Regions from separate parts of the Mus musculus genome. Here all the other regions are linked to region 1. The links are chromatin contacts, found by Hi-C or POLR2A ChIA-PET in ENCODE. All regions are on one chromosome and are shown on one strand. Each heading gives the region's core, a stretch centred on a gene start or an enhancer-like site at or near the end of the contact. The rest is flanking DNA. Distances are from core to core; before and after follow the strand shown.

Region 1 (4,504 bases), core at 577-3,076:
GATGAGGAAGGAAAATCAGACTCAAGTCTGGGCTACAAAGTGAGGTCCTGTCTCAAACAAACAACAAAATCTAATCAAACAGTACAAATAAATAATGAGAATTTTACTGCCAATTTCTAAAAATTAGAGAATGGGACTGTATTTAATGTATGGAAATACTCAAGTTAGAGCTATGAAGCATTTTGATGTCCGTAATGCAGAATTAGTAAGATGGCTGGAAGGTAAGTAGAGTAAAATGTTAGCTGCGGAATCTAAATTGAAGGTACCACTCTGAGTTCATTGTTGGGAATCATACTAAAACATTAGAGAAATAAATTGATTACTCATTTATCTTTATAACCTACAGTTTTATGTAAACACCCTTTCCTACTTATTACCTGTGAATTCCTCGGGGCTTATTGGTACCAAGCTTGCTTTCCTGTCGGGCCTAGTTCTCATAGTCCTTTCCTGAGGAAGTTAATCAGCTCTCACCCAGGCTGTGCATATATTAATGGTAAAACACCACAGGACAAGAACAACCTAAGATATCCACCACAAAACTGAGTTCAATCTGTTCAAACATCCTGAGGCTGTAAACAGTGTAAACTGCTTGCTTCGTTCAGCCAGTAACACACGTTCATGATACTTAATACCATAAAACGTTTAAACACTACTAACCGCTGGCAGCCAACAGAGTCCTTGATAAGCCGCATCAACCTACCCTTCGCCCTCTTTCTGCCCCGCGATCACAGCTAGGACCAGAAAACGAAGCCATGGTGACTAATCTCCAGGCTTCAGGAGGTGACTGGGGTAAGTGAAAGCGACTTGGCCCAATCAGGAGAGCCGCAGGGGCGGGTCAGCAGCGCCGAGGTTTCCAGAAAGGGCCAAAGGCCTATTCGCTTGCTACTTGACACCGGGGCTTCCCCGCCGCCGGCCCCGAGTGAGGTCAACTTTCCACCGCCAGAGGGGGAGCGCGCACTCCGCACCCCCTCTCCCGCCCGCAAGAATCCAGCCTCCTCCCAGCTGTCACCAGATGCCGGCTCGAGGCCCGCCCCGCTCCATTCATAACCCGGAGCCCCGGCCGCCGCAGCCCGTCCACTCCGCACCACAACCCCCTGCAGGCACTGAGACAGGGAGAGGGCGATGGGACCCCCAGCCCTCCAGGCTGCCGCCGGACCCCCTCCCCGGAAACAGCAATGCACCACGGGAGTGGGGTGGGGGCCGCATGCCGCCGAGAGGGAACAGCGACCACCGCCAGCCTGCCCCCGAGCGCGGCCCCACGCGCACACGCCCCCTCGCTCAACCGCGGCTGTCGGCTGCCGCCCTGGGTCGCGAGGCGCCGGCCGCCGCCCGGGCCACCGGCAGCCGCCACACACGCCGCCGGCCGCCATGTTCGAGGCCGCCGGCTGCGGGGCACTGCGGGGACACCGAGGGCGGCGTGGCCCAGCCCAGGCGCCGGACCCTCCCGCGCCCCTAAGTCCGGTACTCACGTGAGATAACGGCCCAAAGAGTCGGGTAAAGCGTCTTCTCTTTTTCGGCGGAATTTTTAAAGAGGGATGTGGTTACCTTGAGCAGAAATACCCAAGGCGGCCTGGGCCATAGGCTGCGGGGACGACGTGGGGGAAACGCGCGGCACCGACACCAGCTGAGCAGCAGTGGCGGCGGCAGCCGAACTGGAGAAATGGAGCGGCGCGAGAAAAAGAAGAAAGGCGCGAACTGGGTGGGGAGAGGATTCAGCCTCGTCACTCCGCAGAGCAGCAGAGCGAGAAGGATGAGAAGAGCAGAGCAGGAGACAACCAGAGAGAAAAACGGAAACACCGCGGCGAGAGTTGAGCCAGAGAGTGTGGGAAGGCGGTGCCAGAGACGCCAGTATTTATACTCAGGGGGGCGGGGGCTGCTGACGTCACAGACGGCCGGTCGGCCGCACGACGGGGGTGGGGCCTGTGCCGCCGGGGAATGTGGGAGGGGCGGAAGGGGAAGGACAGCCTTGTGCAGTTAGGGGGCCGAAGGGCGGGACCACCGGGCCTGGCAGGTGCTGGCCCGGCGCTCGCTTCCCGCCCTCGCGCTGCAGCCGCTCCCCAGCGGGCTGCTAGTTTCGTAGGCGGGGCAGAGGGCGCGCGGCCCAGCGGATCGCGGATCGCGCCCTCGCCCTTGCGGCGCCTGCGCGCCACGCTAGCAGCCAACGATCCGCTTTGTGAGCCGGCAGCTAGTCCATGCTGACGGCAGCCTTCGGGACCGTCCTGGGTCCTCGGCTTACCGACTCCAGTATTTTAGGAGAGGAGGGTGTGCGCCATCACGGGGCTTTCTCGGTGCACTAGTTTATGTAACAACTGTATACTATGCCCGGGGACTGTATTCCGAGGGAGAGGTTCCCGCCTCTCCATGGGTTGCGGAGCTCCGTTATGAAAATGAGTTCCCCGTGGCCAGCAAGAACCAGTCCGGTGTGGTTACTGAGGCTTTGATCGTACCAGAATGTTCCTCCGTGTTCGCATGTTGCAATATGGTGCAGTAGATTTTTTTTTTAAATGTGGCTTTTCTTTCTTTGTCTTCATTTTCAAAAAGGGTTGATGCAGTCAGACCCAGCCCTATTAAAGCGGGGCCAGTGTTGCTGAAGTTACATGACTTAAAGGCACATCTCTTTAATCCTCTGCATTTCTCGTTTGAAGTCATTCTTTTTTTTTATTCTTTTGTTTTGTTTCTCCAGAAAGGCTTTCTCTGTGCAACCCAAGCTGTCCTGGAACTCCCTCTATATACCAGGCTAGCCTTGAACTCTGCCTGGTATATAGGTGCTCCTAGGTGCTCCTGCTAAAGGCACGTGCCACCACACCAGGGTTTCTCTCTAATCTTGTTTGTTTTGTTTTGTTTTTCTTCAGTTTTTCGAGACAGGGTTTCTCTGTATAGCCCTGGCTGTCCTGGAACTCACTCTGTAGACCAGACTGGCCTCGAACTCAGAAATCTGCCTGCCTCTGCCTCCCAAGTGCTGGGATTAAAGGCGTGCGCCACTACTGCCCGGCCGTTTTTTCTCTATTCTCTATTATTTAATAAACTTTTATTACTAAAGTAAAATGACGGATGTAGCCTCCCCCCTCCCCTTATATTTAAAATCCTTTTTCTAGCTGGATGAGGTGGTGCATGCCTTTAATCCCAGCATAAGAAGGCAGAAGCTGATGGATCTCTTGAGTTCAAAGTTAGCCTGGTTTCTAGACAGCTTGAGCTACACGTAGTGAAACCCTGTCTGGAAAAAGGAAAAACCAAAGGCCATTTTATCACTAGCAGTCAGTCCTAGCCTGCTAAATCTTTGCAACTCCAGACTCAGCACAATGAAGGGGAGGGACAGGCAGACAGGGCACTTCTCTGTAGCTGAAACTGACCTCCAAATAGCAAGTCTCCTGCCTCAATTTAAGGGGATTGAGATTACAGTCGTGTATTACCCTATTTATGATGCCCCTTCAACGTAAGATCTTTTAAAGTAAGACCCTGAACCCTCTCTCCTTCACATTCTTTCACTCCATTTATCTTGTAATCGGTACAGTAATTAATAAATCACCAAGGCAGAAAGAAAGGAAGAGCTCTTGCAGATTTGGTAAGGCCAGAATGTTTCAGAGGTAGAGAGTATTACAAGTTGGGAACTGTGAGCTCAGTTTCTGGTTTTTGTTTCCCCTATTTTTCTTGACATATCTTAGCTTTCTCTTACCTCCTCCCTCTCCATCCCTCTCTCCCCTCCCCTTTTCCTTTTTTGAGATAGGAAGTTAATATATTGCCCGTGCTGGCCTTGAATTCATGTCAGTCTTGACCTCTAGAGTTCTGGGATGTGAAGTTATGATCCACTGTGCTCAGTCTCTAACACTTTTGTTAAGTTCTGATCCATTTAAACTGCAGCAACTTCCCAAGGAGGCTCTTGCCCACATGAACACACCATTTGACATTTTGTTTGCAGTCTAGCAGGAGAAATGGAATGTTCGTAAAATAACCAAATTGTTGACAGATAACAAGGTAAATGCTGTAAGGAACCAAGTAGAAGGAAGAAATAACTTCATCTGAGAGAAAAGTTCTCAGGAAACAGTTCAGAGTGAATCTAGGGTCTATGTTCCAGGGAAACAGGATTCTGTCAAAGGAAGCAGATGAAAGAAAGGGCAGAAATGGGTGGGCTGGAGAACTGGGAGTGGCTTTCCCGTTCCACTCTAGAGGCATGTTTGCAAAGGAGATTAAATAAAAAGTTCTATTAGGGAGGGATTGATAAGGAATTAGAACTTACCCTTCATTCTAGAAACATTTTAAATAGGGACAATATTGAATATCGTACTGATAATGTCATATACATATGACTAAATACATATGATATGCTGCTAGTTTTTTTGATTCATGGTCTAACTATGTAGCCCAGGCCTCCCAGTCATCCGGACGCTGCCTCCCTATTGCTGGAATTACAGTAGTATTCCACCACACACCGAGAGATGTTTTAAAAGATTATTTAGTGGATTGCAAAGAAGAAGATAGATGGTTTGGCAGAAATAAGCACAATCTT
Region 2 (4,504 bases), core at 918-3,417, 51 kb before region 1:
TCCCAGAACCCACATGGCATTTAAAAGCCATCTATAACTCCTGTTTCAGGGGATCCAGAACCTTCTGGCCTCTGCAGGCACCAGGCATGAGATATATGCCTCAACACATGTTTTCTTTTCTTTAAAACACACACGCGTGCGCGCGCGCGCGCACACACACACACACACACACACACACACACACACACACACACACAGAGTCTCTGTCCATTGCTCCTAGCACAAAGCTCTGAAGGCTTATCCTTTCTTGGATGGCATTGGTGACAGTATTTCTCTCCTGCCACTTGGGAATTTTCTGGGTTCTATAAATGTCTTTTCTTCTAAGGAGTCTTGCAGTCTCAGGAGCTGCTCTCCAGAGAGTCCAGGCCGTGATTGGAAGTTGGGACTTTCAGTTGCAGCTGGAAACACAGGCAATAATGAAGCCTGTAATGGCAGTGAAGGCTCTCTGAGAAATCCCTGGACAGTGAGCACGGGAGAGTTCCAGGGGATGCTGCAGGCCTAAAGTCAACAAAGGCATGCACATTCACCATCGCTTTCTTTGTACTTAGCTCTACACACCTTTTCCACCGGAGTTCATCTGTGTTCTTGATGTGTGGTCTTGAGAGTCCCTTATAACCCTTGCCCCCACCCTTTAATCCCTTTAAACAGACACATGCGGATGCTTGCCTGAGTTTGTGATCACGCCTCAGAAGGGGTCAGCTTATAGACCAGCTGGTAGACATTCTGGAAGTGAGTCTCCTATTGGTATCTGAAGGAGGGCACAATTTTATAATACTGAGCCTTTAACTTATAGGACCTGACTTCATTCCTGGTAGACAGTGTCAGAAAAGAATTTTAACTGCAGTGCCCTAGCTGGTGCTGGAGAACTGGTTATTGTGGAAAATCCCAACATGTGGTCAAAGACTGTGAGTAGAGTATTGTTTTTCTCTTTTACGTAAAACAAATTATCTCTGTTTTACAAGTTAACAAAGCAAAAACAGGCTGTAGAGCTGGTCCATCAGTCAAGGACATTGCTCTCCCAGTGAACCCAGTTCCCAGCACCCACATGGTAGCTCACAACTGTTTGGAACTCCAGTTCTGAGAATCAACACCTCTTCTAGCCTTTAAAGGTACTACACATAGTACAGGCAAGACACCCATGTAAATAAATAAAAAAAAAATAACAGAAAAGCAAAAACCATGGCTCAAAAAAAAAGCACATGGCCCAAGGTGACAGCGCTTGTTTATGAAGGGACACTGCCTGTCTACTTCATTAGATAGTCAAGTCTGACAGCAGAATTCTAGTGGGGTGGCAAACACTAAGCAGGGACCCCAACCCTTCGGAGGCAGACCTGTCCCCTCAATCATCACTTCTAACATCTGTGGCGATGTAGACTTTTGCCATGTGACTATCAGAAATTCAGTTGTCTCATAGTTTTTGTTTGTTTGGTTTTTTCGAGACGGTTTCTCTGTGTAGCCCTGGCTGTCCTGGAACTCACTTTGTAGACCAGGCTGGCCTCGAACTCAGAAATTTGCCTGCCTCTGCCTCCCAAGTGCTGGGATTAAAGGCGTGCACCACCACTGCCTGGCCAGTTATCTCATAGTTTATCTCAGCCTTAACACACTTGTTCTTGAGAAGCCCTTTATTGTGCATACGAGCAACTGCACTTTTACATTATTATTACTATCATTAACAGTATTATAGAATAATACTGTTAATGATAGTAATAATAATAATAATAGGGGTGATGGGGTCTTGCATATGCTGAACCCATGATTTCCTAGTTAGCTACAACCTAGCCCCAGGAATCTTATAATTAAAATTTAGTAGCACCCCCACCCTCCCTTCATTTTCAAGATGTAGACTTACACTGGCCCTTTACCACAGCTAGTGAGCTCAGCGGGCCAGGCTCACTATGCTCCTGAAGGGCTGAGTATCGGTGAGGTGCAGCCACATTGCACTGGCTCCCTGCCCTGGATCCAACTACATAGGTAAGCATCTAGCTCTCTGATTTGATTGGTCACTGTGGTCAACGGTGAAGTGGAAAATGCTGGGCTGTTTGATCAGACAAGGAAGAGTTGGTGGGGTTCAAAGGCCCAGATAAGGTTGTCTTGTAAGCAGTCACAGCAAAGAGGAAGCTCTGTCAGAAACAAAGAATGCTTCCAAGGGCAGATTGCAGGCAAGAGGGGGCCAGAGCTGGCAGCTAACTCACTTCCTCCAGGAGGCCCGGCAAGAGTGAGCTGCACAGATGAAGTTCTTTCTTCTCGGAACATGAAACACAGCAGGGCAAGCCAGGCATGTTAGGAGTCATGTGGAGGTCTCAGGGCCATTCAAACTTACTGGAGCAAACAGCTCTACACAGAGTAGGTAAGTGTCACCTGGGCTGGGCCCAAGGCAGAAGTGGGAGAAGCTGCTTCCAAAGAGCTTGGGCTCTGAGCCTGGATAATGCAGAAGCTACAAGTTGTGCAGTCTTTCTTACACCTACACTTGATCCAAAGCGAACCCTCAGTGATCCAGCCCACGATGTTCCCTGAAGGGCGACCTAGGGCCTTGACCCCTCCCACTTTCCAGACCATCTCTGGACACTATTTCTTCCTCTGATGTCACGTCTGGTCCCAGATCAGCAAATTAGACACCTTTGTTTCCCAAGAGCTGCCATTCTTAAGTCTTCTTCAGGAAAAAAGAAGAAGAAGGAGGAGGAGGAGGAGGAGGAGGAGGAGGAGGAGGAGGATGAGGAGGGTGGGTAGGGGATGGGGGGTGGGGGAACACTTCCTAGAAGTCTAGTTCAATGCTATTTCCAACTAGATTGGATTGTCAGAAATGAGCCGCCCACCCTTGAAAAGCACACTGGGGAAAAGGCTGCCCAAACGCAGTAGGTGCACCCTGCCTGAAGTCTAGGTGAAAGTCTCCCAGGGCAAGGGGAAGCTCACACAGTCCCTGTCAAGACATCAATGACGTTTTGCCAGGACAGATCCAGACTGGTTCTGAAAGCCCAGCTGTTGTCCTGCTCCTGCCTACAAGGGGAGACACAGACACCTCCCTCCCCAGACTGGCACCATTAATTAAGTGGTGGCTCTGAGAAAAACAGCAAGTGAAATCCAGGAAAGCGGCTCAGCATGAACTCCCGCTGGGGCCCACAGTCTTACTCATCCCGGTCCCAGATGGATCTTAGAGGCGCGGGTCTAGGGGAGAAAACCAAGCGCCTGTAGACATTTGCTGTCCTCCGTGTCCTGGCTCCTCCTCACCCTGCCTTCCTGTTTGCCCTGGTAAGGGAAAACTGCTGGAGTTAGAGAAGCTTCCAGAAGGTGCATGTTTCTTATGGTTTTTCCTTGACTGTTCCATTTCTGGCTGGAGAAGAGTTAGGCCTTGTGCCTTCTGGGTAAGTATTCTACCACGAAGCATCATCTTCTGTCCCCAGAGCTCATGTTTTGCTTTCCTTGTGCCTCCCAGACACAGAGCCGCCTCTCTGATTGGCTACTGGGCAGACGCGGAGGCAGCTCAAAGCACCCAGACATGCCTAGCCTTGCTACCCATTGGAAGGCCAGATTATTCTACAAATGTAGGGCTTCAGTGGAAAGTTTAATCCATCCCCCCACTCCCCACACACACACACACACACACACACACACACACACACACACACACACTCCTAAGAACTAGACCTGCAGTAGGCAAACACTCTACCACCAAGCCACATCCTCAGCTTTTGGAAACTTGCTTTGGGATGAAGAATTAAGTCCTCCAGTGATTTTTTTTTTTTTTTTTACATATTCCCATAATTCTTCTCTTCTTTTTCGTGCCTTTCAATCATAGCATTACTGCCCCGATTAACAGGAAAGCCACCTGCCAGCTAATACCAGGGCCTGGAAACGATTTATCTTTGTACATTCATCTCCTTTAGCTGAGGAAGGGTGCCTCCCTACCTCCCCAGTTGACTACAGGGTCTGCAACCCACGGAGAGTAAGGTGAGTGAGGCCCCAGCCCTTCTGGTATGATCCTAAACAAGCAAGGCCAGGCCCCCAGCAGTAGGCCTTATTCAAAGCTGACCCCAGCAAAGGGCTGGAGGCCAAGTCTCAGCCTTAGTGGTCCCCTGGCACCCAAGGGCTGAGAGAGGTCTCCCAGGGCAGTCCATTTCCTGCTTCTAGAAACTTGGCCTGGGGCCTTTCCCAGCAAGGACCCGCCTTTCCTCTCCTCCCGCCCTCGGGGCGGATCTAGCCTCGCCACCCAGGGCGGGCTGCAGCTTGTGGCCCGGGGCAGCGGGCTTCCAAGGCGCCCAGCTACCCCGCGGGGTGACATTGGCCCTCCCTTCTCCCTCGGCCTCATGACTTCTGGTAAAGGCCCCGTTAGTCCCCACCCACCTCCCACCTCCGCCCTCCGCCGCAGCCGGACTGGTGAGGACCGCGCCTCCCCGGGAGGCTGTGCTCTCCCCCGCCCCTGGCAGCAAGCTGCGCTTCGGAAACTGTTGACTCAGAGGGTGGCCTGGCGGCCAGCGTCTGATGTCAGCCTGGAGCCCGGCCGCGCCGG
Region 3 (4,504 bases), core at 946-3,445, 44 kb after region 1:
ACCTTTGGCGGAGGGAGCCGGAGCTCTGGGACTGCCTGGCTGGGGCTTGCGAATCCTGGGTAAAAAAAACCTCTTCTGGATAGGATTAGGTATTCATTGCTTCCTTCTGTGAAGCAAGAACGAATGATACTCGTTTTCTGCCTGAGAAGGCACTCTGGGGTCATTGCTGAGATTGCACGGCAGCTTCCTGGAACTTTGCCTGCTTCTTTCCAAGTGAGACCATGTTGCCTTTCTGAGGCTCAGACAGGCGAGAAGCAGAGAGATGATGTATCTAAGGGCACCCTAATCCCACTCCCAGCCCAACTGTCACGAGAGAAAAACCTGGAATCTTGCTCTACCAGTCGGTGGCTGAGCACAATTTAAGAGTCTAGCTGCAGTTATAAACCCTATGGCTTCTTGTAAAGCGCCCCAGTCAGTTATTTATTTATTTTACATTTTTTCCTTTTAGACATGGTCTCATTTTGTAGTCCTGGCTGGCCTGGAGCTCACTATGTAGAGCATGCTGGTTTTGAGTTCACGGCCATCCACCTGAGTCTGCTTTCTGAGTACTGGGATTAGAGGGATGTGCTACCCCACCCATTATCGGTTTTCAATTTTAAGACCTGTTCTCCTGTAGCCGAGGCTGGTCTTGAACTCCTGCTAGAGTCCTATGTGCTTGCCTCCACCCAGAATCCCACCTGTCACTCTGCCCAGGGCTTTCTGTTTGTTTGTTTAATTTATTACATATATTAATAATATATAGCAGTGGGTTTCCTTATGACATTTTCATACATGTATATTATGTATTTTGCTTATGTTCACCACCACTACCCTCTCTTGTTCCACTCCAACTTCCACTGACTCCAGATCTACTTCCTCCTTCCAACAGGTCATCCTTCTACTTTCGTATGTCTGTGTATGTGTGTGTGTGTGTGTGTGTGTACACCTGCGTGAGAGAGAGAGTGTGTGTGTGTATTTGAGTATGTGTGCATGTGAGTATGTGTCTGAGTGTGTGTGTAAAAGTAGGCGTGTGTCTAAGAGTAGTTGTGTATGTGAGTGTGTGTATGAGTGTGAGTGTATAAAAGAGTGTGCCTACCAAGGTTATTTATAGAATATAGATGAAGGGCTATTTACAGAAGTGTGGGCAACTTACCCATAGCTATACCATGGAAGAAAAATCCTTTCTCCAAACAAATACCTATACTATCTACCTATAAATTCTCAGAGAAGGACTTCATCTCTGGTCCTTCTGAAAGAGTAGGACCCAAGCGCTCTCCCTTCCTCCCTCTCCCTTCCCCTTCCTGCCCTGCTTAGACAGAGTCTCACTATGTAGCTCTGGCTGTCCAGAAACTCATTCTGTAGATCAAGCTGATTTCGAACTCACAGAGTTCCACCTGTCTCTGGGTCCTGGGATTGAATGTGTGTGCCACCCACCTGGCCCTTCCTCTGCTCTTTCATTTGTTTTAATCCCCCTTCTCTAGGTTGTCCCTGAGCCTTGAAAGGAGAATATGGATGTCCCAGTTAGAGCTGAGAGACAGGATGTTTGTATGTGGCCCAGGCTTGCTTGAAATGGGGAGTCACTGCCTCGGCCTCCCACGTCCTGGGATTCTAACGGTGTGCTATTACACCTGGTTTTGTCTCCACAATGAAGTCTCCCGGTTCTGACCTCTGACCAACACCAGAGCTCTGCAGTAAGACTGGTAGTTGGTGGCATCTGGATATCTTGCTAGGTACTCAAAGTTTTGTCTGAATAAAATTTGCCAATCTGGGGTTGGAAAATTAACACCCTGGAATGGGTCTCCAGAAGATTCTGAGCCTGCACTAAAGTTGGATCAGCATTGTTCTGATCCAGGTCAGCATGGTCTCTGCAAGCCGCTACAACAACCCCCAGCTGCTCCCCTTATTCATTCTCTCACCACACTGTCATCTGTTCTCTCCTAGTAGCTAGAGTTATCCAGAGAGCTGGGGATATAGTTCAGTTGGTAGAACACTTGCTTGAGGTCCTGTATTCAATCCTTAGCTATCCACAAACCTTGCAACATAGTGAATTCCAGACCAGCCTGGGCTGCTGATGTGAGGGTGGTCCCCATCTCAAAATGCAAAAAGCAAACAAAGCCAAAGTTATTTTTCACCATCCAAGTTGGCAAAGACTGACAGCCGCTGCTATTGTTGGTACACACAGGAATGCTGGTGGGAGGGAAAGCATGTTGGCAGCAAAGTCGCAACGGAGCATACGGCTAGCTCAGCCAGGTTCTCTAGGAAATTGTGTTACACTGGACCTGGGGCATATGAGGAACGGTATCTGTGCTGCACTAGGAGACAGCTTAAAAGACCCAGAGCCTGACCTGGTTAAATAGGTTCATGGCTAGCAGACCCACAGGGTGAAAGCATTTGTTAATGATTTAGGACTCTTCCCTTCCAGGTTCCTAGGAGAAAAGGGGAGCTACAGGGCTGTCAGAACAGGACAGAACTGGCCAAGAGAACGGAGAAAGGCTTCTCTGTACTTAGATTTGTTTCCTGTGTTTTCAGCAATTTTTAATTATGTGCTTTGGGAACTTTTTTTTTTTTTTTTTTAAGAACATGCACACTCGTGTGTGTGTGTGTGTGTGTGTGTGTGTGTGTGTGTGTGTGTCTACCGGCTGAATCCGAGACATTGACCCCAGGATAAGTGCTAAGCATCATTCTGCTAAGTCATCTCACAAGCCCCTCCCCCACTGCTCTTTTAGACACCTCCCTCCCTCGCACTGTCCTTTAAAATGGTGACCTTAAACTCTGCTGCAAAAATTATCTTGAACTCTCAACCTTCCCATCCTCACCTCTCAAGTGCTGGGATTGCATGAATGCTTTACTGGATTGGGCTTCATATTCTCTCTCTCTCTCTCTCTCTCTCTCTCTCTCTCTCTCTCTCTGTGTATGTGTGTGTCCATGTTCACATGTGACTATGTATGTGCCTGTGGGTGGAAAGAGGTTAATATAGGGTGTTGATTCCCAGGAGCTAGCTGTATGTTTTCTGAGATAGGGTCTCTCACTGAGACCTATGGTTCAGACATTCACTTGGGCTGGCTGACTAGAGAGCCCCAGGGATACTCTTGTCTTTATCTCTCTGGGGCTGGGATTATAAACAAGAACAACCACACTGGCTTTTAACTTGTGTGGTGGTTTGAATGAGAATGCCACCCCCCTCCACCCTCCCACCCCATCCCACTCCCGGACTGGAGAGATGGCTCAGCAGTTAAAAGCACTGACTGTTCTTCCAGAGGTTCTGAGTTCAATTCCCAGCAAGCACATGGTGGCTTACACCATCTGTGATGGGATCTGATGCTCTCTTCTGGTGTATCTAAAGACTGCTACAGTGTATTCACATAAAATAAATAAACAAATCTAAGAAGAAGAAGAAGAAGAAGAAGAAGAAGAAGAGGAAGAGGAAGAGGAAGAGGAAGAGGAAGAGGAAGAGGAAGAGGAAGAGGAAGAAGAAGAAGAAGAAGAAGAAGAAGAAGAAGAAGAAGAAGAAGAAGAGAATGCACCCCTCCCCATTGGCTCATATGTTTGAGTACTTGGTCCCCAGTTGGTGGAACTGTTTGGGAAGGATTAGGGGGTGTGGCTTTATTGGAGGAAGAGGTCAATGGGCATGGGCTTTGAAGTTGAAAAGACTCCTGCCATTTCCAATGTAATTCTTTCTGTCCCCTTCCCTTTCCAACCATGTGAGCACTCAGCTGCCTTTGCACTGCCATCATAGACTCTAACCCTCTGGTGCTGTAAGCCCAATTAAATGTCTTCTGCTGCAAGAAGTCATTCTTTGGTCCTGGTGTCACATCACTGCCTTGAAAGAAAGAGACAGACATGGGTGCTGAAGTTTGAACTCAGGCTCTCACATTTATCCAGCAAGCACACTACCAACTGAGTCACCTTCACAGCACTTCCTATTATTTTCTTTTTGGGAGCGGTTCAAGACAGAGTTTCTCTGAGTATCCCTGGCTGTCCTAGAACCAATGGCCGTAGACCAAGCTGGCCTTGAATTCACAGAGATCCTCCTTTCCTCCACCTCACCCCCAAACCCTTCCTTCCTTCCTTCCTTCCTTCCTTCCTTCCTTCCTTCCTTTCTTTCTTTCTTTCTTTCTTTCTTTCTTTCTTTCTTTCTTTCTTCCTTTCTTTCTTTCACCCAGTAAGTCCAATCTTGTTTTACCTATACATACATAGGCGTGGAGCCATTTCCTGAAGAACGGGCAACTTACCAGTGGATACAGCCTCCCCACTCCCTCCCACCACACACACAAGACTTATGCTCTCCTTCCTCTTTCCTCCATCAGCTATTAACCACCTCAACTAGAGGTAGGATCTCCCTGTCCCTTTTGGAATGTTTACCAGCCTGTTCTTGTTGCAGGTAACCACAGCTGCTTGTAAATTTGAGAGTGCCATGACCATGCCATATCCAGAAGGCAGAAATTCCCAGCATGCCTCATTCCCGGCTCGTACATCCTTCCTCCTCCTCTTCTGCGATGCTCCTAAGCCTGGGGTCATCTGCGAA

The links. A loop is a pair of places that touch in the nucleus more often than their neighbours do. ChIA-PET counts read pairs that join two places held with the same protein, here RNA polymerase II (POLR2A).
Region 2: POLR2A ChIA-PET joins it to region 1 with 24 read pairs in embryonic stem cell. The contact joins the enhancer-like site here to the promoter of Azin1 in region 1. POLR2A ChIA-PET finds 5 or more read pairs at or near these places in 3 of 5 experiments (Patski and embryonic stem cell).
Region 3: a loop to region 1 is called in a map of heart, with 4 times the contacts of the local background. The contact joins the enhancer-like site here to the promoter of Azin1 in region 1. A Hi-C loop is called at or near these places in 5 of 37 maps with a recorded cell type or tissue (heart, left cerebral cortex and v-Abl transformed pro-B cells). POLR2A ChIA-PET finds 5 or more read pairs at or near these places in 3 of 5 experiments (Patski and embryonic stem cell).

The regions. Positions count from the first base shown.
Region 1 is chr15:38,517,440-38,521,943 of GRCm38, forward strand. Azin1 (antizyme inhibitor 1) reads right to left here and starts at 1,827. Exons shown (of 12, transcript NM_018745.5): 1 at 1,470-1,827.
Region 2 is chr15:38,466,301-38,470,804 of GRCm38, forward strand. No RefSeq gene overlaps it. Among named protein-coding and RNA genes, the nearest start is that of Gm41308, 4.7 kb to the right of the region's middle. Within about 2 kb of position 2,168, at least 3 of the 3 ENCODE cell types and tissues checked have a DNase peak (open chromatin) inside an H3K27ac peak, as active enhancers do.
Region 3 is chr15:38,560,677-38,565,180 of GRCm38, forward strand. All of the region lies in intron 2 of 2310043O21Rik (RIKEN cDNA 2310043O21 gene), which reads right to left. Among named protein-coding and RNA genes, the nearest start is that of 2310043O21Rik, 32 kb to the right of the region's middle. Within about 2 kb of position 2,196, at least 2 of the 3 ENCODE cell types and tissues checked have a DNase peak (open chromatin) inside an H3K27ac peak, as active enhancers do; they include heart, where a contact is called at or near this core.